Linked DNA regions of Mus musculus: all the other regions are linked to region 1. Evidence: chromatin loops called from intact Hi-C (ENCODE). Cell type or tissue: heart. All regions are shown on one strand. Links, peaks and the distances in the headings refer to the core of each region. The heading gives the core; the rest is flanking DNA.

Region 1 (6,168 bases), core at 447-5,446:
CAGCAGAGAGCCTTCCAGGGACCTGCAGAAGTCATCCTATCAGGGAAGAGTCATCTTTAAAAACGCCCTCCAGTTCAGAGACACCCAAACCATGGTGACATCAAATCTTTTCTTTGCTCCCCTCCTAGCATTGAACCCAGAAAGCAAAACTAATGCTAGCAGGCTGGGAGCCTGGAGATAGGGTACAGGTGAACCGTCATTTCACCCTTGGCTTCTAAGCTAGAAGCAGACCCCATGTTCTCCCCCAAGGGAAGGAGATAACGTTTTAATGGGGATTATCTTTATGGCATGGCTATATTGCAATTTTATGTGAAACACTGTACACGTGCCAAGTGTGGTGAGGAACGTCCATGATGTGAACATCAAGATAAACACTACCAGAGCCCTCAAAGCTTCTAGGTCCTTCCTGACCTTCGGCTGCCCTCTCCCAGGGTAATAGACATCCAAGATAAGATGTTTGTTTGTTTCTTTCTTTCTTTTGTTCCCTTCCTTCCTTCCTTCCTTCTTCCTGTCTTTGTTTTCTTTTCCTTCTTTTGGTTTTTTGAGACATAGTTTCTCTGTGTATCCCTGGCTGTCCTGGAACTCACTCTGTAGACCAGGCTGGCCTCGAACTCAGAGATCTGCCTGCCTCTGCCTCCTGGGTGCTGAGATTAAAGGGGTGTGCCATCATGCCCGGCTCGAAGATATTTAATTTTCAATTATGAAAGCTACTTTACTTTTTTACTTTTTGTCTGCCAATTTTGTTTACTAAGAAGTCCTTAGTTTAACTATATCAAAATTACAGAAAAATCACATAACAGTATAGAAGCTTTCCCATCTTCTTCCCCCATGTTCCTGATCCCTAGCGTTGAATGGAAGCGTGAGGATCAGCCTTAAGGCGGCAGCTTCTGGGAAGGATGGAGGGAGGTGTGTTTGCGGAGGGTGTAAAGGGACTTAAATTTCATAATGCTTTATTTTATGAGGAATGGTAAAATTATAATCTCATTAAGTAGTGGTTTACTCTCTGTACCTTTTTGTGTGTTTGAAATTTTTTTAAAAAGAAGTTTTCTTTCTCTCAGGAAAAAAAAAAAAGTTGAGTTTTCTCCTCTGGGAAGTGGGGAACTGTTCGTGTAATTTTTTTTTACTGTTGAAGTAAGCATGGCTTTATGGCTTCTCTGCTCTGTGCATAAATTAGGACACTTGAGTGAGCTGTGAGGGTGATCCGCCTTAGCACTCACCGTTTTCATTCCTCTCTCCTGTTTCACCTCTCATGGGGGATGTGCCATGGTGCCCGGCACGGTGAGATGAAAAGTTGCACTTTTCCTAATAGATGCAACTCCCCAGATCTGCAGTAAGCAGGCCTGCCTCTAAGCAATTACCCCTCATTTGGGGCCATCAGACACACTGCTTTGGTTCAGGTCATAATCAATAATTCATATGTCAATAGGAGAGCCATTAGCTCAGGTGGAGGCAGATGTCTTTCTAATGAAAGGGTTCCATTTTCCAAATAACTGTTCTTTTTTGCAGAGAGTTGTGGTTATAGAAGACATAAAAAGATGGAAAACTATGTTGGAGCTTCCTGATCAAACCAAAGAAAACCTAGTTGCTGCCTTACAAGAATTAAAGAAGAAAATGCCCTCGAGGGAGGTGTTGAGATCCACAAGGATAGGTATGCTCCTGGCCTCTGAGATGTACTTCCAGAGTGTCTCCCTTCTTCCTGTACACCATGAGTTACCTGACCCATCTGTGCTTTCCACACTTGCTGGAGGGGACCGTTGTTTAGAACACTGTACTAGCCTCAGGCTGGGGATTTATAGTAAAAAATAGTGACATATGTAAAATATAGTAATATATAGTAAAAACAATTTTTAAACTGAAGTGAAGTACACAAAACACAGTCCTCAATCTTTTAAACTTTCTGCTTTCATTTTCTTGTGTGTTGGGGATGGGCTTGGGTGTGTGTTTGCCACAATGTGCACATGGCAGTCAGAGCACACGTTAGTGGATGTTTGTTCTTCCCCTCCAACATGTGAGTCCTGGGATCTAACTCAAGTTGTCAGGCCACCTTACTATATCTCTCCCACCTTTTGATTAGAGTTAGCGGAGTTGCTAGCATAAGATAACTATTATTATATAAGGTTTTAAAAGCATATGTCCAATATCTGTGCTTACCATATAGACTACATACAGGTAACATTTGGAGTGTGCTTGATGCTGACTGTGCAAAATGATTAAGACTTGGTTGTGACCTTGAGGAGCTGAGGGTTTGGTAGAGAGGCGGTGGTGTAGACATACAGCAGTGGTACCCCACTGTAGCTATAAATAAGCACATGTGACCCTCTGTCCACTGGATCTGGAGAGTCTGCATGCAATCGGAAAGGATAGGGCAGTCACTACAATCTGGGGACTTCAGAAAGGCTTCATAGAGGAGGTGGTGATTCAGTTAAATCCTGAAAGAAACTCAGCTTAATCTGCCATCAGTGGCAATAACTGGCGAAGCCTTGTTTATAAAACAAAACGATAGCAACATTTGCCACCATGTCATTTATTATAGCTTTGGAGAGATTTCAGAGGTGAGGGAGGGAGTGCGTTGAGTTGCCGTTTTAGTACAGCACACAACTGTGGATAATATGCACGGGAAGAACAACATGTGTTCCTCGAGCTGCTCTCAGCTCCCCGGGGAGTCCAGGGCAGTCCTTCACAGCTGCTGCTCCTGCCCTCCCCAGTGCAGCCATCGCCTCCTCTGCCTCCCCTTGACCTCTGAGCAGCATCACCCTGTCACTAACAGCTGGGAAGAGCTTTACAGAGTCCCCAGGGAGCCCCCAAGAGTCTTAGAGTTGCACCCCTGTAATATAAACCAGAATCTGAGGAAATTAGATGCTTAAAGAATATAAAACCCTATCATTATAGCCAAGGAGATGCTACCCATCTGCTGCAGGATTTGCTGTCTTTATAGGTTGTGGACGCTAGAGGGCAATGTGACCATTCACATGAGCCTGTAAGGTCTTTCCACCAGTAGAGGGTACTAGTGTTTAATATTTTGTGATGTGTTTATTGATGCATATATGTATGTATGTGATCCTGTTTAGACATATACCACAGATGCCATATGTGATCAGATCTTAAATCTCAACATAATAAGCTAGGATTGTCCTAAAAGATGGAACAGGGGAGGATTTTGAAAAACCATTTGTTTGACCGCCGAGTATGGTGAGTGTTTTCAAGAATGGGTGTGTCAGGTATCTAGAGAATACAGCTAAGGGCCGGAATAGAACTACCAAGAGGTTTGACTTAGCAGGAATTGGAACCCGTCCAACTTTTGAACCCTGACCTTATTGAGCCTTCCTTAAACTTGAAATTGCATGGACTGCTGAGGGTTCTTGGTTCCTTTACAGTTATATCAGATAAAAAGCTTATTTGGATCACTTCCTGAGAATGTTTATGCTTCAACTTTTAGCCTTCCTGCCTCCCTACCTTGTGGGATGTAAGCACCAAGTATCTACGGAGTGTCTTCTGTGTGCTGGGAGCTATGGGGTATAAGGGAGACAGGAATTGCTCCCTTCTTTCTGGAGCTTTACATCTGACGGAAACGTAGGCAGTTTAATAAGACAGTGCTCTGACGATGGGGAGAAGTTAGCCAAGTGTGTGGAAGCAGGGAAGAGCGTGTTGAGGAATGTGTCAGGCAGAGGATGCGTCCTGGAAGCTGAGTGGAGGCTGGAGGTGCGGGAGAGAACATGGTCGTGTTCCAAGAGCTCTGAGTTGTTAGGTGTATTTAAAATGTAATATGCCAGAGAGTATGGCAAGAAATGCAGCTGAGAGACGGTCTGAACCAGATGGAGACGGCTTTTCATAAGCAATCTGACAATATATTAGTTATCTATTACTATATAAAACTTCCCTAAAATGTAGCTGCTTAAGTATTGTTTCTCATAGTTTCCCTGATGGTCAGCAATTCAGGAGCCAGTGTATTGGAGTGGTTCCGGCTCAGAGTGGGTTTGGTTTGGTGTGATGTGGTAGGGGCTCTTACAGTTAGTGATTCTCTTATCTCCATCTCCTAAAAACTGTGATCAGAGGCGTACCCCACCCCTCCTTGTCTTTGAAAAGCTTGTTATCGGACTGTTGCTTAGAGCTTCAGTCATCCGAGGGCCTTCCTAGAGGCACACTTTAGAGGCTTGCTCAGAGAAGGCCCTTAGTTCCTTGTCACATAGACCTGTCATTATGGCTGCGCCTCACAGCAGCTGAAGTCCCCAGAGCCAGAGATACAAAAAGAACAAGAAAATAAAACAACAACCGATACAGAAGCCAAAATTTATTGTTTGTTTGTTTCTTTGGTTGGTTTTTATGAAACTGAGTTTCATTGTGTACTCCAGCTTGGCCTGAAACTCACTATGTATCCAAGCTGGCCTCAAACTTGTGATTGTCTTACCTCAGATTCTCAAGTGCTGGGGTCACAGGCCTGAGCTGCCACTCCTGGCTTATCCCCATTCTCTCTTCTCTAGTCCCTCCTGAGAGCCTACAGGAAGAACGGTGCTAACCCTGTTCTTCATAGTTCTATGCCATAGTCTTTATCCTGTTGTCTCTCTTGGCATTCTAGGTAATTTCTTCCAAACTACCAATTCTCTCTTCTGCTGATTCTAACTCATTCATGAGCTCGTTATTTCTTTTTTTTTTTTTTTTTTGTCTTTCAAGACAGCCCTGGCTGTCCTGGAACTCCAGAGCTCTTTATTTCAAAGCCATTTTCATTTTTTCATATTTCCTATTTCCTCTAGAACCATAGAACATCCCAGAGGAAATGTCCAAAAAGATATTGGATGCAGCCTTTAATCCCAGCAGTCAGGAGGAAGAGTCTAGGAAATCTGTTAGTCAAGGGCAGCCAGGGCTACACAGAGAAACCCTGTTTCACAAGACAAAACAAACCAAACAGAAAAGGTATTGGATGGATAAAGCTGAAACTAAAGAAAAAGATTATAACCATTTCAGTGGGAATTATTTATTATTATTAACATATAGGTAGTGAGGAGACAGAAATAGATAAGCCTTTGCAGGGTAACTGTAAGGAAAACAAGGAGCCAAGTCCAAAATTCTGATGCACTCAGATATATTTAAGGGGTTTAGAGGACCATACTGAGAAACAGAAGAGAATGTTGTCATTGGAATTAAAGGAAAGAGGCAGGGTTTTGAGGGAGGTACGGTCAGTCATATCTGAGGTTATCACTGTGTCAAATAAGCTTAGTCTAAAAATGGAATAGGTTATAAAAAAAGTGATTAGTAATTTTAGTACAGTCTCAGAAGCAAGGTTGGGGGCAGGAGCTTGAGGAGCAAAGGAGGGGCGCAGAAAAGAAAAATGCTTCTGAGAAGGAGAAGGAGTGACAGGAAGAGAAAGAGGAAGAGGAAGGAAATGGATGGGAACAGGGTTTTAAGGGATGTTGAACACTAATGAGAAGGATCCAGTCGAGTGGGAGGAGTTAGCATCGTAGGAAGCTTACAGGGCGAGGTCTCTGTTAAACTAATGAGCAGTGTGACAATCAGCAAGGGCCTTGGAATAATTCACTCACTTGACACATATCAAGGACCTTAACTTGCGCCTTATGCTGAATGCCAGAGAGTGATGCCTGGTCTGTGTTGGTAAGATCCTCAGGTCTTGCTTAGAAAGGAAGCATGTGACTGTATACTTACAGTTGACCTTTGAAAAGACGCAAGTCAGGCCGAGCACTGGAGCCCGTGGGGGTGCAACGGCACTCTTCTCTCTCCGTGGAGTGGGAAGGGTTTTCACAGACACGTGCTTTCCGTAGGTCGGAATGAGCTCCTGTTCGTTTCAGGCCGAGGCCTGAGGAAGGAAGGGAAAACCTGAAGTCCCGAAACAGCGCACTAGAGCATGAATGGCTGGGGAGGGTGGCAGCAGCAGGTCTAGGTGGGCCTGCCTGGGAAGAAATCAGACAGCTGTACAGTCAGCCGCGTCTGGACTTTATGGCCAGCGTCGTCGTGTCTTCTAATGGGTTTTCCCAGAACTCTTGAAGGAAGGGTTCTGGGTTCCAGCAAGCTTAGACAGTGCTGAGTTCCTGTCTCCTCTCTACTGGGGGTTTCATCCTAATTTCTTATGTAATAGGCTAAGAGAAATCCCACAAGGAAGAAAACTGGGCTGGAAATGTAGTTGAGTGGTAGAGCTCATGTATAGTTTGCACAAGTCCC
Region 2 (5,000 bases), core at 1-5,000, 180 kb after region 1:
AAACACACCAGCCATTTTTACTCTTACCTAGGTCACCAGAGATAAGTGGGGAGGCAAGCTATAAGAGGAGCGAGGGCCGGGACCCTGACATCTTGAGGACTGCTGCTGCTATTCTGTACCTATCTTTTCTGCCCTTACCTTCAACCCTGGGGCTCCAAAAAGCAAAGATCAAACAGCATTCCTGCCGCTCCCCAGCTGACACCTAGGCCTACTGACTGTCATCAGATCATACTGCGTACAGGCTTGCACACATGTGTGGTGTGGTGTGTGTGGTGTGTGTGTGTATGTCTGTCTGTCTGTCTCATTCTTCCTGTATTTGTAAAAATACATTAGATGACATTTTCAAGCTCAACTCAATCCAAAAAAAAAGTCAAAAGTCTCACCAGAGACATTCATCAATAATTAAAATAAAAAGAAGAGTAGAAGGGGTTTTGATTTCTAGTAAGTCAGAGATTTGTTTAAGTTGCAGTTTTGTTTTGTTGTGTGTTTTGCAGACAGGGTCTTACTATGTGGCCCTAGAGAGCTGGACTGAGAGATACCCATTTAAGACTACTCTTTGGGGCTAGAGAGATGGCTGTGTGGTTAAGAACATTGGCTGTTCTTCCAGAGAACCCAAGTTCAAATCCCAGCATCCACATGGCAGCTCACAGTGGTCTGTAACTCTGGCTCCTGAGGCTCTGTGCCCTCGAAGCCATTGAGGAAGAGAACACCAATGCTCATAAAAATAATAAACCTTTAAAAAAGAAAAAAAACCCTAGTCTTTAAAAAACGTGTAATAAAAGACAATTTCTGTCTGGAGGTTCATGCAAGACAAATATCACTAGCTTGGGATAATTAGAGAGAGAGAGAGAGAGAGAGAGAGAGAGAGATGAAATGCTGGACTGAGCCATCACCACAACTAAATTATACTGCTCTTCTGACAAGCCCTAAGGGGCACACACAGAACAAGCTCCTGTGACTCAACTGAGGACACCTCAGAGGTGCCAGCACAGGTACACAATCGAGCGCTCTGGCTGGGGCATTTAAGATGATCAAGCTGATTCTGTAATCTTATTAACACCACTCCTCTACTAAGCTGCCCTGAGTCTTAGCCTGAAGGAGTCAGGCCTGAGTCCTGCCCTGGGGGAAGTAACATCCAATTTTGCCTCTCAGCACCCCCCAATATCACTGGTCACAGTGCCCACACTGGATGGAGCCAGGTCCAGATAACCTTGGCCAGCACAGACCTATTTGGCAGTGGAGGAGGCTAACACGGTAACCAAGCAATACCAGTTCCTCCTGAGCACAGCTAGAGGGCAGAGTGCTGGCTGAAACAGCTAGCCTTGCCTTCTGAGGATATTTGGGCAAATGCCCCTATGGACTGAAGGCCATGAGAAATTTTTTGTCCTTACGCACATATACAATGAGCTGAGAGATCTCCAGGCGGTCAGAAAGTTGGCTTCTCTGCCACTCGCTGTTGCTGACACCACTCAGTAACTCAAAGACACTGGAGTGGTCTTGAATCCCCAACTCCCCAATTGTCCTGTACTCAGAAATAACCAAAAGCTTTAGCTGCTGCCAAAAAAGAAAACAGAAAGAAAAACCGCAGGAACACACCAAATCCATGTCCAGCTCCTTTGCCCCTTGGAACAAAACCCATTGGAGACACACACAAAGAAGGGAGGCAAGACAAAGGAAAGGCCAGGTCACACTTGACAAGGAGCTTTCTTGTCGTTTCCAAAACAGAACTGTCCTCCATTAAAGCGCTCTTGTTGCTCGGATGTTGGTGCGGGAAAGGAGGGGCTCACAACTCTCAAACAAAAGCAGGGCCTGGCGGGTGGGGAGGCCTGGGCAGGCTCTGTCTCCCTGCACCTTGTATGCCTTTGAATGCCCGCAGATCTAGGTCCAGGGCTGGCAGCTGTCTGTTATTATCTCAGCAACTCCAAGGGCCCCGGACCAGGGAGTGTGTCCCGAGCAGGTGAACACCATCTGCCTGGCTCTGGTGAGATGTTCCTCTTCGTGCCTGCTGCTGCCCGCCAGCTGTATGGCCCAGAGGAGTCACAGGGAGTCTACGCACCCTCCCAGGACAGTACTTTAACCCTAGTCAAAGGTCCCTCTCCCTTGGTCATCACCTGGCATTTAAAAACACTGGTCACCTCTGAAAGAAAAATTTTAAGGTTTTCTGTCAGGGAGGATGTGCAGAGTGTGGGACATAAGAAAACAAGAGCCCACTGACACACCTTCCCAGAGGCTAATTTTAAGAAGGGTTTTTAATTGATCTATAAAGAAAAAATTCTACCTGCCTTTTAAAAAGCACTCCCTGCATTAGCTAAAACATTCCCAACACACCCTAGCCCATTTCCTCCCTCCCTGGCCCTCCCAGTTTTAATGGGGGTAAGTGGCTCCCTGATGCAATCTACAAGGCCGGGTGGATCCAGACCACAGGGAGGGAAGAAGCCGGGTGGGAAGCAGGTCTGCTGGGTCGGGTTCACAAGGGGTGACTCTGAAGGTCTGCAGTTCTGGCTCTGCCTTTTCACTCCCCTTCCCTCTCCTCCTTCCCTCCACTATTTTATAGGTTCCTGCATTTTTGCTGCTGGGCTACTAAACAACTGTAGGTGGTATCCTACACCACATGACAAGCCAGTGACCCACCCTGCTCTAAGAGGCCGACTTATGGGTCTCACCAAGGAGAAAGGTTTTGGTGGATAGGTAGGATAAGCCTGCCTGCCTGCCCTTGGGTCTGGATTTGAGGATGGGGGTGATGGCACCTACAGGAAGCATCATGTGTCCTCATTCTTGGAAGGAGTATGCAGAAGGGATACACCCCTAGTGCCATTTCTCTGGGGCTCTCAAGCAATAAGAATTCTGCAGCTGGACATACTGCTTCCTGGGGTGAGGAAGGTCAGGCAAAGGCGGTCCCTGAGTAGAGAGCTGGTTGTCCCAGAAGGGGGCAGCAAAGTGAAGGTCTGATCATGGGCAGCCACCAAGCTCCAGAGTCTGAGATAGGACCAGGCTACATGCGACACACGGCAGCTCAAATGCCCACGGAAAGGGCTCTCTTTTCCTGAACAAAAGCCAGAAAGGATGAGCCCAAAATGCCAGAGGCAGCTCCTGAAGAACCCTGGGTGCTGGTGTGCTCTTGGGACTCCCTAACTCGCAGGACCTGTTGTGGAGCTTAGCTTGTAAAGACAGAGGAGCTTGCAAAGAGCTTGTGGAAACAATGGCAGGAAGCCGCTGGCCACACAGGTCCCTAATCAGAAGTGAGTCAGCCAGCCACAGGGCTGAGCCATCCTGGCTTCTATCCTCCATCACCATTGGGAAGAGAGGCAAAGAGAGGCCACTCACTGCACTGAAGGAACAGGCCTTCTGCACCCGGAGCCCACATTGTAGTCAAGTTCTAAGGTCTTCAAGTGGAGGACAAGCTAAATTCCTGTCAGCACACAAGCCGTACCAGTAAGGCAACTTGGTGGGTAAGAACACGTGCTGTGTAAGCATGAAGACACACACAAAAAGCTGGGCATGGCCACCTGTGCCCTACTATAGCACTGGAGAGTACAGACAGGTAGATCCTGAGAGCTTTGTATCTTACCAGCCCAACCAACAACCAACCAACCAACCATACACACAACCAACCAACAACCCAACCATACAAACAAACAAAAACTGTGACAAGAAGGGACAAATTTGCTGGGTGTGGTGGCGCATGCTTTTAATCCCAGCATTCGAGAGGCAGAGGCAGGTGGATTTCTGAGTTCGAGGCCAGCCTGGTCTACAAAGTGAGTTCCAGGACAGCCAGGGCTATACAGAGAAATGAGAAACCCTGTCTCGAAAACCAAAAAAAAAAAAAAAAAAGGAAGGGACAAACTTAAGGTCATGAAATCCCCCAGCCCAGAGCAGGGGCTAAAGGGGCTAACATGGAGCATGTGTCCAGTCCCCCTAGACCCCTGCATAGTGACACATCTCAGTGAGTCCCTCTGTGTGCAAGGAAGCCCCACTGACAACTGATCCTCACAGTGCTAGAAACTTTCGCCAATAAGCTGCTGCCGCCTTTGACTTAGTTCAAACCTCCTAGCCCATGCCAGGGGCTGCTTGTAGCTCCCACCTTGTTGTGGGAGACACAGAGCCTTATAACACTACACCCTGTGGGAGCTATTAGACTGTGAGTCTCCCCTCTGGTGCCAGGTGATGGATCCAACTTCCTGAAAATATGCATCCTCCTTGAATCTACTTCAGAAAGGCAGGCCTAGGTGGGAGGCTAGGGAGGGGCTGGGATGGGAAGGAACATCCTGTCTGCATCAGAGCAGGGAGGTGGCTCTGGAGCCACTCATGTGCACTTCAGCCTTTCCCCCCTCCTCAAGCAGGAAGTGTTCACTGGACGAACAAACATGCATCTGGGGTCACACTAGGGTTAGGGCAGTGGAGCCAACTCTGATTTGTGGAAATGAGCCATCCAAGACAATGGGTCTACAAGCCACAGAAATCAGCTCCAGATGCAGGCCAGAGACAGCGGCCTAGGGACCTGCAGGGTAATCAATCCTGCTGATGGTTTATTCTCCAGAGGAAGATCTGGGGGAGGGGGCTGTACCGCGTGGCTCCAGCACAATGGGAGGCAGCTGGGAGCACAGCCCCAGGACGCTCCTCTAAAGCCTGAGAATCCGGTCGGCTGTTCTGCCTCTGGCCTTCCTATCTTCAGCTAGAACCCGGGAGGGAGCAAGGGACACACCGCACTCAACCGTATGCCTGTGCCCTGGAGTCAATGTCCAAGGCCTCACATGGAAAGTGTAAAGTGTGAGGTCTTAGGCAGCCCTCCCTCTGCAAACATCACCTCTGCCCTGTGTCTGGAGTGGATGCTGCTTAGGTTCAGAGAGCTGGGCTTTCCGAAACTCCAGAGCAGGGAGTGGGAGGGCCTTTACTTTTAGACCTAGGAGGCAACCAAGTGGCTGAGATGGGAGACAGAGGGAACCAAGGCAGACAGGCAACAAGGAACTGAGCTGGAGCCAGTAGCCAGGTCTCCCTGATGA
Region 3 (6,168 bases), core at 569-5,568, 460 kb after region 1:
CAGTTTGATATAATCAAGAATCACAAGGAAAGAAAGTTTCAAAGAGAGATTGCCTAGGTCACATGCATGTCTGTGAGGGATTATCTTGATATTATCAGTTGAGTCATAAATCCCCACCCACTGTGGGTAGTTTCATTCCCTAGGCAAGAGATCCTGAACTGCCCCAAGAATGGAAAAAGCGAGCTGAGCGCCTGACTACATGCATTCTTTGCTCTCTGCTCCTTGACTATGAATGTCATGTGACCACTAGTCTAAAGCTTCTATTCTGTGACTTCTCCACCACTATGTAGGGTCTCCTTGTAGCTCTGGCTGTCCTGAAACTCACTATGTAGACCAAGCTGAGCTCAACTCACAGAGATCTGCCTGCCTCTGCCTCCAAAGTGCTGGGATTAAAGGCATGCAACGGGAAACCAAACCTAGACATGGGCCAATGCCAGGGTTGGGTGGTTGGGGAAGAGCTACCTCCGTGGGCTGTAGGTGTTGGGTGGCTAGAGGGTGCTGCATTATGCTGCCTAAGGGGAGGGCAGAACTCAATGGTGGTCTCACCGAGTGGCTCTGCTTCCCACTGGCCTGAAGGTAGCGAACATCATTACTTACCAGAAGAATCAGGAAATGGTGGAAATGAAAGAAGAAAAGGAGGCAACCGTGAAGATGATGATGGTAAAGAGCTGTAGGCGGGCCTGTGGGACTGGGGTGGAGTTCTGAGGGTGACAGCTGGGTGAGTTGGGAAGAGGACAGGAACAGGAGGCAGGCACTTCAGATTTGAGGCTCAGTTCTGTCCACCTCTCGCTGCTCACACCCGACAAGAGGGAGTATGGACAAGTTGTTGCCCTTCTCTGAGCCCCACTCTTGCCATCTTACAAATGGGTGCGTTTATGCCCGCATCTTTGCCTGTGGGAGGACTTAACCCAGTGGCTAGTTCATTGCAGCAGAGAACGGTTATCATGAACCCATTCTCTCACCTCTCCATGCAGAAAGCCCTCTTGATGGGCAACTTCAGAGGGTTCCCTAAAACAGTCTCCTCTTAGTTACTCATTAGGAGGAGACTGGGCCCCAATAGCCATGGAGGCTTACATAGTTGTAGTCAGTTTTATGATCCTTAAAGAGAGGGAAAGGAGTTACAGAGCTAACTCAACCAGCAGCGTTTGCCTCACAAGAAAGACTTCCTGAGTTTGAGCCCCAGAACACACATAAAAACCACTCGTGGTGACATTCATAATCCCAGTGTTGAGGACACAGATACAGGCTTTCTGGCCAATCAGACTAGACCAACTGACCAGCTTTGGATCCTAGCAAGAGCCCTTGCCTCAAAAACCAAGGTTCATAGCTCCTGAATAATACCTCTGGCCCCTGCATGTGCACATGAACACACACACACACACACACACACACACACACACACACACACACACATCTTGCATACACATCTGCCCATATATGATACACAAAAAATGGCGAAAGTCCCGTCCTTTGATATATTTAACTTTCACTAGCATTAGTCGAACATCTACTATGTGTAGGTATTAAATATGAAGTGAAAAAATTAGGACATTTGGGAATTTTAATTGGACAGCTTTCAAAGGCCATGCCTGGCGCTTCTTGCTTGGGTCAGTTCCATGGTTTAGTGGTCTGTCACCAGAAGGGCACCATGGGAATTATTCTCCTGGTGCTCTCCATATGGAATGCGCAGATCAGGGCATAGACTGTTTAGAGTGGTCTTGAACTGAGGGCTTGACATTGATCTGGGCAGAAAGCTGGCTCTCCTAACTGCCCAGTGGGGGAGTGTTCCCAGGCCAAGGGCCTGCATGGCCTGCTGTCAGAGCCCGGAAGTCAGCCCCCAAGCTGGCTCTCACTGGCTCTATGGTCCCCATCCAGAGACAGATTCAGGAGGAGCCGCTGGATTCCCTTTTGAGTCCTGCTCGACGGCAGGCTATGGAGATCCTGGCACAGCTGAGGTATCCCTGTCCTTTCTCTTCCACACTCTGCCCCTTCTCACACCCCTGTCCACTCCGAGCCTTTCCCTCTCCCCCTGCCCAGTTCCCTGTGGACCCTGATACTTCCACACCCGTTGCTCACACCCCACCTTCTCCTGTGGATCTAATCTCGGGTGACCCTCCCTAAGTCAGGTGTCCCCTTCCCCATGCTGCATCCTCTGCCCCCCCCCTCACTCCACACCTGGCATCCTGTCTCTCTCAGTCACACCAAGCCTATCCTGAGCGTGCGGGAGAGGGTGGAGCTGGTGAACACCTGTGTGCGGAGCGTGTTCTCACTGCCCTCCGTGCAGGCCATGCAGGAGAAGGACGAGTCCAAGGCCGAAGTCATCCAGGTGAGCTGGACCCTCCTGGTTCGGCTTTAGGTTTGGGGACATCCTCAGAAGGGACAAGGTTCAGGGGTGAGTGGGGGCTTTCTATAGATGGTCTCCCTTACTCCTTGGCTGAGTGGCCCGGAGCACCTCACGTCACCTGCGACAGTCTGAACAGATACTTGATAGCTATTCAGCAGAAGGGTGAACTGTTGCAGTAATGGCTTCCTTAGGAGGGCCCTGTCCTGTATCAGGGATATAGATAGATGCTGTAAGGCCGTAGGAAGTGGGCAGGATAAGAGGGTAGTACTGAGGACTGTGCTCTATGGAAGAAGACTGGGGGAAACTGGGCAGAGACCTGGAGAACAGAGCCTCAAAGGGGGTTTGGTGAGCATCTTTAAGTCTCTGCAGAATCATTCCTGGAGGTACCACAGCAGGGGATACTAAGGTATAAGATGCAAGGAGAGCTAGGGTCAAGCGGGATGTTGAGTGAGAGGGGGGGTCCAGCTGTTCGGCTACCCTTTCTCTCAGCAGGTATTAGCCATGTTCCTCTCCAGGTCACTACGGTAGTCTCGCAGTAGTGTGACGGTGGAGGAGATGGATGCCATCAAAGAACCCAGTACCCAAAAATCTCCGCAGTAGTCAGTGCTGCAAGCATAAACCATGGGGTATCAAAAAGAGTATGGGATGAGGAACATGGCCTAGGGTGGATGGAGCACGTGGTTTCCTGGAAGAGGGTGGCAGAGAACCTGTACAGAACCCATGCCAACTGCCAGGATGATAAGTGATGTGACTGAAGACTGGAGGGTGGGGGGACAGGGACTCTGACAGGCGTGCTGTATAATAGGTAGGGGTGAGGCCACACAGACAGATAAGATAGCGTCTGGGTTCTGGATTCTCAAGCTGGTGGCCTGAGAGGGCCCAAAGTCATGGCCAGAATCCTTGCTGTGGAAGGAACTGGCAGCCCCTTGTAGTTACAAGTCGTGCCAGCAGAGGGCGGTGGTGTCTAACAAGCTCCCAGCAGCTCTGTCCTCCTGTCCACAGATCCTTTACTACCAGACCTTGGATTCCTTGCAGAAACTTCTGAATGCCCTCTTTATTGAAGACCCCACTCCTACTGGGCTGAAGAGCATCCTGGAGGTGCGGCGTGGGGGGTGGGGGGGTGGGGACGACACGGGGCAAGCAGGGAAAGGGAGAAGGAAGTAGGAAAATGGCTTCATACAAGTGGGAGGTGGGCTCTGAAGGAGTGGCGTCATCCTGAGCCAGTGCCCTGCTTCCATGTTGTATTTTACGCTGTTATTTAGTTTTGGTGACGCTGAGGGTTGGACCCAAACCCTTGTACCTGCGAGGCAAGCCCTCTACCTCTGAGCCACAGCAGAGTCCTGTTCCCTCTTTCCTTGTTTATCTGTATACACAGTCACACTGAATTGCCCAGCACTGCCTTGAACTTTTGATCCTATTATCTCAGCTTCCTGAGTCACTGTCTGCAATTCCCCTACAGCCACTGCTCTTGCCCCACCCCTTTCTCCATTGTTATCCATGTCTCTTCTCTCTTCATTGACCCCGTCCCTTCCTTTGCTCTGAGTCCCCTTCTCAGCTCAAACCCCACCTGTCATTGATCCTCAGGAAGAGAAGGAAGACGGTGGCAAATTGCCTTCTTTCTTCTTCTGGAAGCTTCTTGCAGATTACTGACTTACCCACAGACAGCAGGGGCTGGCAGACAATGGTAGCAGAATCTCTCCCTTGTCCCCACAGCCCCTAGGGCCCTGGATGAACTCTGGGAAGGCCCACGAGCGGGCTCGGGCTGTGAACAGCAACGTCTCTGTGTTGAACCACACACTTGTGACCCTGCCATTCTTAGTGAGTGTTCCTGGGTGTGACCCTGCCATTCTTAGTGGGTGTTCGGGGGTGGGGGCATTCCGGTGACTTCTCAGTTGATCTTCTGCAGCTGGGCAGGTCTTCTTGCCCTGCACTATGTAGCTATAGACTCCCTCCCTGTGATTGTGACACTCACAGATATCCTCGGGCTTCCCAACACTGGGTCTTCTGCTGGGGAGGCTCCTTCTTCGAATCGGGGATCCTGATGAGGAGATCGGACGGGAGGCTCTGGACGGCATCACCATCCTCTACACCATCCTGGATCTCCAGAAACGTATGCCCAAGTCAGGTCCCTAGCCACTGCACAGCTAGGGAGGGGAGCATGGTGGTACGGCTGGGCAGTTGGAGGCAGGCAGAATGGGTCAGATGGGGATTAGGAGCTGATGGGAAACTCCTATCTCCATGGAACCAGGAGCAGAGGTACAAACTAGCCATTGTTTTTCATGTTTGTTTGTTTTTAAGCTCTGGCCCCTGACTTTTAATCCTCCTGACTTAGCGTCTCAGGTACTGGGACTACAGGCATGTACTGCCCTGTTAGACAACAACTCTATCACGACAGGAGCTGTCCTTCAGTTGGCTAAGCTTTCCCATATTGTTCCAACCTTGATTTCTCCTTCTAATGTACCATGTGCACCTAGGTATGATGGCCCTGATGTCTTCTTCCTTTGTCTGTCTTTCCTACTAGACTGTAATGCCATGAGGGTAAGGCAGGATTCTCTGTTCTTTCTGAGTCTAGCCATGGGCTGGCATATGGTCTTATTCAGTGAATATGCATAGGACCTAATGAAGACCAGGTCCTACATTAGAGTCTGGAGCCTGTAAGTGAAAGCACAGCCTGAGGTTAGGTTTCAGGGAGCTCATGAGATGGTTTCCAGGCTGCCTTCAACCTCCTGCCGTTCTTTCTCCTTAGTCCCGATTCTATATCAACCAGGAAACCTTGGCTGGTTTCCTAGTTTCTCCTGACTCTGAAGGCAGAGTGGCCTGCATGTCACACCTGGTTTTGGCTCTCGACTTTCCCAGCTTGAGTGACCTCTTCTGTATATTTTTCTAGATTTTCTCATCTGTTACAGGATTATGGTTGAGTGCTTTTTGAAATATTAAATGGTATTCTTCAAACGAGTTCATGGGAAGAGATCAGCTCAGGGTCCCATGTCATAGGTGCTTGTCGAATAGAACTCTCTTCTCTTCGTGCCCCCCACTTTCTGGGATATGTCTGGGGTCCCTATTCTTTCTCATTGCTAGCATGTGGGGCAATGTTTCCTAAGAGATTTCTCCACTGGCCTGGAGGCATGCATGTCTTTTAAACAGGTGGGTGAAAAGTAGGCTACAGTGTGTCTTTTTTTGGGGGGTGGGGGTTATATTTGAGACAGGGTTTCTCTGTGTAGCCCTCAGTAGACCAGGCTGGCCTCAGAAATCCACCTGCCTCCACCTCCCAAATGCTGGGATTATGGGGTTAAAGGTGTGTGCCACCACTGCCCGGGTCTTTTTAATGTATATAAATACACTGTAGCGATCTTCAGACACACCAGAAGAGGTCCCGTTACATTTGGTTAGGAGCCACCATGTGGTTGCTGGGAATTGAACTCAGGACCTCTGGAAGAACAGTTACTGCTCTTAACCACTGAGCTATCTCTCTAGCTTCGGTAGGCTATAATGTTGATTAGCCCTAGGACAGGGAGAGTATAGTCCAAAGCGAGGCTGCCAATGGTGGCTGGAGATGTGAGACACCCAGATTAATTGAATCCACATTTGGCGGACACGGAGTCATTTTTAATATTTTTGAGTATGATCTGTCCTGCTGCTATTCAGGTTGAGCTGAGTGCCTTGTACTTCTTGGGAGAGCCCCAGGCCACAGTGACGCTGGAGGAGAAGGGCATTAGCTTGGGATGGCCATCTGTGGAAAGTGAAGGGCTGTGACTGGAGCTGGCTCTGCCTGTTCACAGAGCACCAATTCCCTTCCTGCTACCGGAGCATGCTCTGTGCACTCG
Region 4 (6,168 bases), core at 699-5,698, 97 kb after region 1:
TCCTTTCCCTGATTTCGATGAGCGTCATCTCCTGATGTGACAGAGAGTTGGCCCTGGCTTCCTCTTGATCTACAGCATACATAGTACATGGAGTTTACTCTTCTTGTAAGCTTTCTGTAGCTCCCCACAACTGTAGGACCAAGCCCAGGCTCCTTAGCCTACATTCGAGGGTGCAGCAGACAACTACAAGCTTCATTTTATTTGCCAGAGACCAGACCTTAGGCTTTCATTCCCCCTCCCAAAGCCACCTGTCATTGCACACCTACCTCAAGGTCTTTATTGTTCATAGTGTATCCCCTGTACAAAACACCTGCTCATCCTTCAGATCTAGTCAGTTCCAGAGCTAGAGAGTTGAAAAACTGAGGGCGCCTTAGAGACGATCCAGTCTAACATCCTTGTATCACATATGGGGACGCTGAGGCCTGAAACGTCTCAGGTTTTGGATTTCAGGAGGAATGCTGGGGTAGACTGTCCTTCTGAGAACAGAGTTATTAACAGCAGAGGCAGATATTATGGCGGGAGTTCCAAAGAAGGCTCAGGCTCATGAAGCTAAGTGGGGGTTCCTCTTACAGGCTTCAGAGAGAAAAGGGAGGTCTCAGGTCTTGTAGCTGATGAGTAGGCCATGATACCCAGTGGCAGTCAGGTTGTCTGATTCCCAGGAGGCAGGAGAAGGGAGAAAGGTCCATCCCTCAGTTAACCTGCGTCCATAATATGTAGCCCTGATTAGGATCCTCAGTAAACTTCCTTTGGGGATGTGAGAATTAGAGTCACAGACAGTCACAGTATGGAGCCTGCCTGACACCTGACAGCCATCACAGAAGCTGTGAGGGTAGAGAGAGAAAGGCTGCAGCAGGTGAGCATGGCCTGAGAAGTCCCTAGTGGAAATCTAACAGTCAACCGTGAGCAGGGACTCAAATTCATGCTCATTGCCCCTAACATCCCAAGCCCTCCCTGTGTCTTCTATGGGAAGCCTTCTCTGAATACCACGGCTACCACCCAGCTTGCCTGCTTGCCTGTTGTCTCCTCACCCCCTGCCTCTGAGACAGGGTCTCATGTAGCTCAGACTGACCTCACTCCTAGTTGGCCAAGGTTGGCTTTGAGTCTTTGATTCTCCGGCCTCTAGCTTCTAAGTGCTGGGATTAAAAGAGTACGCCACCACACCCAATTTTGTGTATGCATTTCCAAAATGTAAATTACTAGGGAAATTAGTAAATTATTATTACTTCATTACAATTTAAAAGATAAAATTATTAGATTGAAATATGCTGTTTTGCGTGGCGGTGTCGCACACCTTTAATCCCAGCACTCAGAAGGCAGAGGCAGGTGGATTTCTAAGTTTGAGGCCAGCCTACAGAGGGGAGTTCCAAGATAGCCGGGGCTATACAGAGAAATCCTATCTTGAAAATCCAAAGAGAGAGAGAGAGAAAAAAAGAGCTGTTTTGTAAGACTTACCAAATTTTGTAATACCGCGTAATTTTCTGTTACCACAGGTGATTACAGAGCCACTACATACTGAACAGAACTACTGTAAAATGAACGAAGGCTTAGAAAGGGAAGAGAAAGCCATTGGGCTCCAGAGTAACAGCAACACGCCCTATTTACCTGTCTGTATCGTACCAAGTTAGTGTGCTCTTTTGAGGGCAAGGACTATGCCTTGCTCACTCACAAATCCTCATTGGCTTATAGGGCCTGGTGTATAACAGGTATTCAATGGATATCTGTTGAGTGAAATAATCATTAGGTTTGGCGTTAAACATTACAAATAACTTGGTCCATTTTATAGATGGCAAAATAAAGGCACAAGGTTAAGGGACTTAGACTATATCCACATAGCTAACAGGCTGATTTCAGGTCCTTGGATCTATTTGCTTCCATTATAAGGACTTCTTTCTCACCACTGACTAGTCAGGGAAGGCTTCCCATAGCAGGGGCACTGAGCAGGGCAGGGCGGGGCAGGGCCAGATAGATATGGCCACTCTGGACTCCTCACCTGGCTCTCAGGTGGTTGCTTCCCACTCAGCAGGCTCCTGTCATTTCTGGCTCGGGCTGTTTCCCATCTTTCCAGGTCTCGGTAGTAGAGGTCAAAAACACAGGGCGAGCAGCCACTGCCGCAGCACTGGGAGGGCAAGGGCTCCACAGGCTTCAACCGCAGCCAAGCCTCAGAATCCTCCTCCTCCTCCGTCTCAGCCATTGTCAGTGGGGCTTGGGCAATAGGGGGTGGGAGGGGGGAGGACACAAGTGAATAAGCCAGGCCTCTCTTTGCTGTCCGCCTGGGAGAAAGAAGATGTGGGGGTTGTACTCTGTTCTCTCTCTCACACTCTCCCCAAGGCCCACCAGGCTATAGGGACAGGGATGGCTTAACCAGAGGATCTGCTGTCATTTGGGGGCATGCTTACTGCTTATAACTATTGGGGTTTTGTGTGTGTGTAAATCTAAGCAGAGGCGGGGAATTTGGATTCAGAAGGCCTCTCCTACTGTGCAGGAGCTCTTTGACTTTGGTGTGTTTCTGAGGCTGGGCCACCAGTGAGAATGAAGTTGGTGTCTCACTCTTTCTGTATTCTGCCAAACACCTGGCATACAGGAAGCTCCCATGGCCTGGTGAGTGTTCGTTCCCTCTATAGTCCGGGAGCTGGGTACAGGATTTGGTGTTGTAAGGCAGAAGGCACAGGACACGGTCCCTGTCCTTGTTAAGACCTAGCACGGTGTTATACTCATCCAGTCACTCCATCTGTACTGTGCATCAGATAACTGAGTGAATGGTGCCTCTCTTTATGGCAATTACTCTTAGCATTTGGGAAGGAGATGTACTAAGACAAATGAAAATGCTTTAACTGTAAACTGCTGGGTAGTCTGAGTGTTAGTCATATTGTCCTCTGCCTCTTTTGCATTCATGGGGGTTAAATAGTCCTATTGTCTCAGTCGTTTTGGAAACTGGTAGACAAGGTGGCCACTTCATGCACAATTTTAAAGATGAAGTTCCTTCCCATCTGGGAGGCACAATCCCTGTTGCAGCCTCGCCCTGGATGCTTATCCCTACTCTTCAGGCCTTGGCTGAAAGGTCATCTCCTCTCAGAGACCTTCTCAAGTGTTCCCCTTGTCATTACCAAGCACCTTATTTGTTCTACTATGTATTCATTTGTTAACCTAAAGTGTGTGTCACGCAACTGCTCTAGAAGCCAGGGAGAGTTCACGGGCCGGTCACTAAACAATGCAACTCTGACAGTGGTCAAACAAGAGAAAAGACCTAAGGGACAGGAAGCATGTGTGTGTTGCCACCGTTCACGTCGTGCACTCATGTACTCACTCGGTGGTCCCTCAACCTATGCCCACCCGATGCTTACTTAGCACAGTCCTCACTCTGACCCCCGCAGCGAGCCTGCCAGAAGCCAGTGCACTGGACCCGCCTCCGGGAATCGGAAAACTTAGCAGCAGCAGAGCAAAAGTAACTCGCGTTCGGCGCCGGGCGAGCCGCAGTGCCAGCAGTCGGCCGCCAAGCTGGCATAGAAAGAGGTACCCGGGCCACTCGCAGGCTCTGGGAAGCCGCAGCCAGGAAAGTGTGGGCAACGCTGAGAAGGGCGGAAAGGATGGCAGTTCCAGAACTCATGAGGCGTCGGACCCGCTAAGGCATTTTAACTCCTAATTTTACAGCGAGGAGACCGGGCCCTCTCACGTTCTAAATGCCTAAGGGTCAAAGGCGTGCAAAGTACAGATCTGAGGTCCCTACGCTCCTCCGCGCCGGCCGCGAGCTCCACCACCGCGCTCACCTACCTACCAGCAAGTTTCTTCACGTGTGGCACTTCAGAAACCCCAAGCAAAGAGCACCTTCCAGGTTCCACCAATAAGGATGGGAACTGCCTGAGGGGCGGGGACAAAGCAAGCATATTCTAATTGTGATTGGGTGAAGTGTCTGTCATTCGCAAAAACCCGTCATTGCGCTCCGCCCCTTTGGCTCCCAGCAGTCCCTGCACGGGCAAAGATGGCGGCGTCCAGGTAGAGGTTTTGTAGAAACGGAGTCGGTATGGCCTTGGCGTCCGGGCCCGCTCTGCGGGCACTCGCTGGCTCTGGAAGGCTCGGCCTCGGAGGTTACGGGACTCCGAAACGTGGGGCGTATGAGTGGGGCGTGCGCTCCACGCGGAAGCCCGAGCCTCGCCCCCTGGACAGGGTGTACGAGATCCCCGGTCTGGAGCCCATTACCTACGAGGGCAAGAAGCACTTCGTCCCGTGGCTGGCGAGGCCGATCTTCCCGCCGTGGGAGCGCGGCTGGAATGACCCACGCTTCCACCGTGCCGCCCCGATCCACGAACAGACTCTGTACAAGGAAGAACCCTGCTACATCTTCCACCAGCGTTGCCGACTCCTGGAGGGTGAGGTCTCAGGACAAACGGGAGGAGACGCTGTCCCAGGCTCAGCAGTGACCCCGAGCCTGGGGAAGTTTCTTCCTCTGGAAGTAGAATAGAGTAACACCCGGCTTCCAAGAGTTGTCAGATCAAGGTGTTTGTGAAAGGGAGCAATGGAGAATGTGTGCAGAGAGGAGGGGATTTGTCTCCATGCGTGGAGAGGTGATAATAAAGCAGGTCTACAACGCTCCTTTTCTGGGGGTGTCTTTTGTTAAAATAGGCCTGGGATATGTTTTCAAAGAAAGGATTTGCACCCAAAAGTCTACCCACTTAATAACAGGTCAGAATGTCTTGAGCCTTTTCCTGAGTTGGAGGCCAGCCTAATCTACAGAGTGAATGAGTTCGAAGACAGTCAGGGCTACACAGAGAAACCCTGTGGGGAGGCGGGGGAGATACATCAATGTCTCAAAGTCATTCTGTTTCTTAAGAGGAGTGTCAGGAACTGTTTTCCAGAGTTGAACCCTCTCAGGATCAGGATGAGGATAGGGAAGATCCTAAAACCAAAAACAACTGAAGTCTGTGGGAGCAGAGATTCCAAAGGATAACTAGGAAATACAGAGACCCAACAAGGTTTGGAGCCAAATTAAGAGAATCAGTCATAAGTTTGGAAAAATCGATAGCCATAGGCCAGCCTCCTAAAAGGCCCACTTCTATGCCTGCAAGCTGATATTTTTGGCCATTAACCATTTTCTGTGAACTCAGGAGGTGCTGTGAAGGATCTCACAGACACGACCCCTTTGCATTACCCTGACAACGAATGCCTAGTGGATGGATGTGTTTCAGAAGTTAGGATTGCACCTGGAGATGGTGGTGCATGCCTTTAATCCCAGCCCTCAGGAGGCAGAAGCAGGAAGATCTCTGTGAGTTCAAGTCAGCCTGGTCTACTGAGTGAGTTCCAGGATAGCCAGGGCTACACAGAGAAACCGTGCTTTAGGAAAAAAGATCAGAAGTTAAGATTGCATTCATTGAACCAGTCTGAAAATGTATTTTCTATCCTACACTTTCTCAATGTACAGAGAGGTCTTATAAAATCCCAATAAACCCTTGTGAGATATGGCCCTGAGAAGCAGACTGGGGTTATAGAGAGACTGTGGACTTTATGGTAGACAGTCTCAGGTTCTCCTCTTACCTGTATTACCTTAAAGATAGGCAACTTGAAGCAAACTCAGTCTGTCCAAGTTTCCCCCTTCATGTCAGAATCCCATCTAACTTGTAGGTAAGTTCATGGCACAGGAGGTGACATTCAGTAAATGGCAGCTCTAAATACTTTATATTTTGTTAGGTGCTAGAGAGCCATAAAACATGGCTTGAGATTGCTAGCAGAAAAACATCACAGAGCTGGGATTTTATTTGAAGGGCTGGTATCCACTGAACTAGTCTCACAGCTTTGATTTCTCTGTGGGGAGTCAGCAGGGAACTCAGCTGTCTTGAGCATGGTTTGAACTCCTCCTGTTTTTAAGCACTCATTCCCCGTATTCTGCTCTTACCACCTGGAAGTTTCGGTTTTCAGATATCTCAAAAACAAAACCAGAGTCCCTTGAGGCAGCCTTTTCTCTGGTGCTCCCTGACAGGCATAAACATCTCTTCCTGAGCCCTCCCCTCCCCTCTCCTCTCTCTCTCTCTCTCTTCTTTTGGTTGTCCCACAGGGATGAAGCAGGCTCTCTGGCTTACTAAGACCAAGTTAATAGAAGGCCTCCCCAAGAAAGTGCTTAGTCTTGTTGATGATCCAGCTAATCACATAGAGAACCAAGAACAGCGTGTTTTGGATATC

The links. Hi-C counts contacts between places; a loop is a spot of excess contacts. Peaks named below come from ENCODE experiments on the same cell type or tissue, not always from the same donor. Only the 100,000 strongest peaks of a DNase experiment are listed, where the experiment ranks them.
Region 2: a loop joins it to region 1, with 6 times the contacts of the local background. A loop is called at or near these places in 12 of 42 quality-filtered maps.
Region 3: a loop joins it to region 1, with 5 times the contacts of the local background. A loop is called at or near these places in 3 of 42 quality-filtered maps.
Region 4: a loop joins it to region 1, with 3 times the contacts of the local background. A loop is called at or near these places in 15 of 42 quality-filtered maps.

The regions. Positions count from the first base shown.
Region 1 is chr4:107,161,028-107,167,195 of GRCm38, reverse strand. It overlaps Tceanc2 (transcription elongation factor A (SII) N-terminal and central domain containing 2), which reads left to right. Exons shown (of 5, transcript NM_025617.2): 3 at 1,507-1,648. Among named protein-coding and RNA genes, the nearest start is that of Tceanc2, 14 kb to the left of the region's middle. In heart, for the core only: no CTCF peak of the experiment used is centred there; a DNase peak (open chromatin) is centred at 2,785.
Region 2 is chr4:106,986,095-106,991,094 of GRCm38, reverse strand. All of the region lies in intron 4 of Ssbp3 (single-stranded DNA binding protein 3), which reads right to left. Among named protein-coding and RNA genes, the nearest start is that of Gm12786, 39 kb to the left of the region's middle. In heart, for the core only: CTCF peaks have their summits at 1,294 and 2,925 (motif pointing right); DNase peaks (open chromatin) are centred at 2,944, 3,214 and 4,334; H3K4me3 peaks cover 598 bases; H3K27ac peaks cover 3,201 bases.
Region 3 is chr4:106,705,745-106,711,912 of GRCm38, reverse strand. It overlaps Mroh7 (maestro heat-like repeat family member 7), which reads left to right. Exons shown (of 24, transcript NM_001126487.1): 5 at 577-660; 6 at 1,876-1,955; 7 at 2,197-2,326; 8 at 3,347-3,442; 9 at 4,058-4,162; 10 at 4,319-4,454. Among named protein-coding and RNA genes, the nearest start is that of Mroh7, 19 kb to the left of the region's middle. In heart, for the core only: a CTCF peak has its summit at 3,274 (motif pointing right); a DNase peak (open chromatin) is centred at 3,262; H3K4me3 peaks cover 399 bases; H3K27ac peaks cover 891 bases; H3K27me3 peaks cover 1,790 bases.
Region 4 is chr4:107,064,646-107,070,813 of GRCm38, reverse strand. Mrpl37 (mitochondrial ribosomal protein L37) reads left to right here and starts at 3,948. Exons shown (of 7, transcript NM_025500.2): 1 at 3,948-4,364; 2 at 6,044-6,168. The coding sequence starts at 4,019. Cyb5rl (cytochrome b5 reductase-like) reads right to left here and starts at 3,820. Exons shown (of 7, transcript NM_001346552.2): 1 at 3,769-3,820; 2 at 1,991-2,202. The coding sequence starts at 2,191. In heart, for the core only: a CTCF peak has its summit at 3,498; a DNase peak (open chromatin) is centred at 3,903; H3K4me3 peaks cover 2,107 bases; H3K27ac peaks cover 1,448 bases; H3K27me3 peaks cover 740 bases.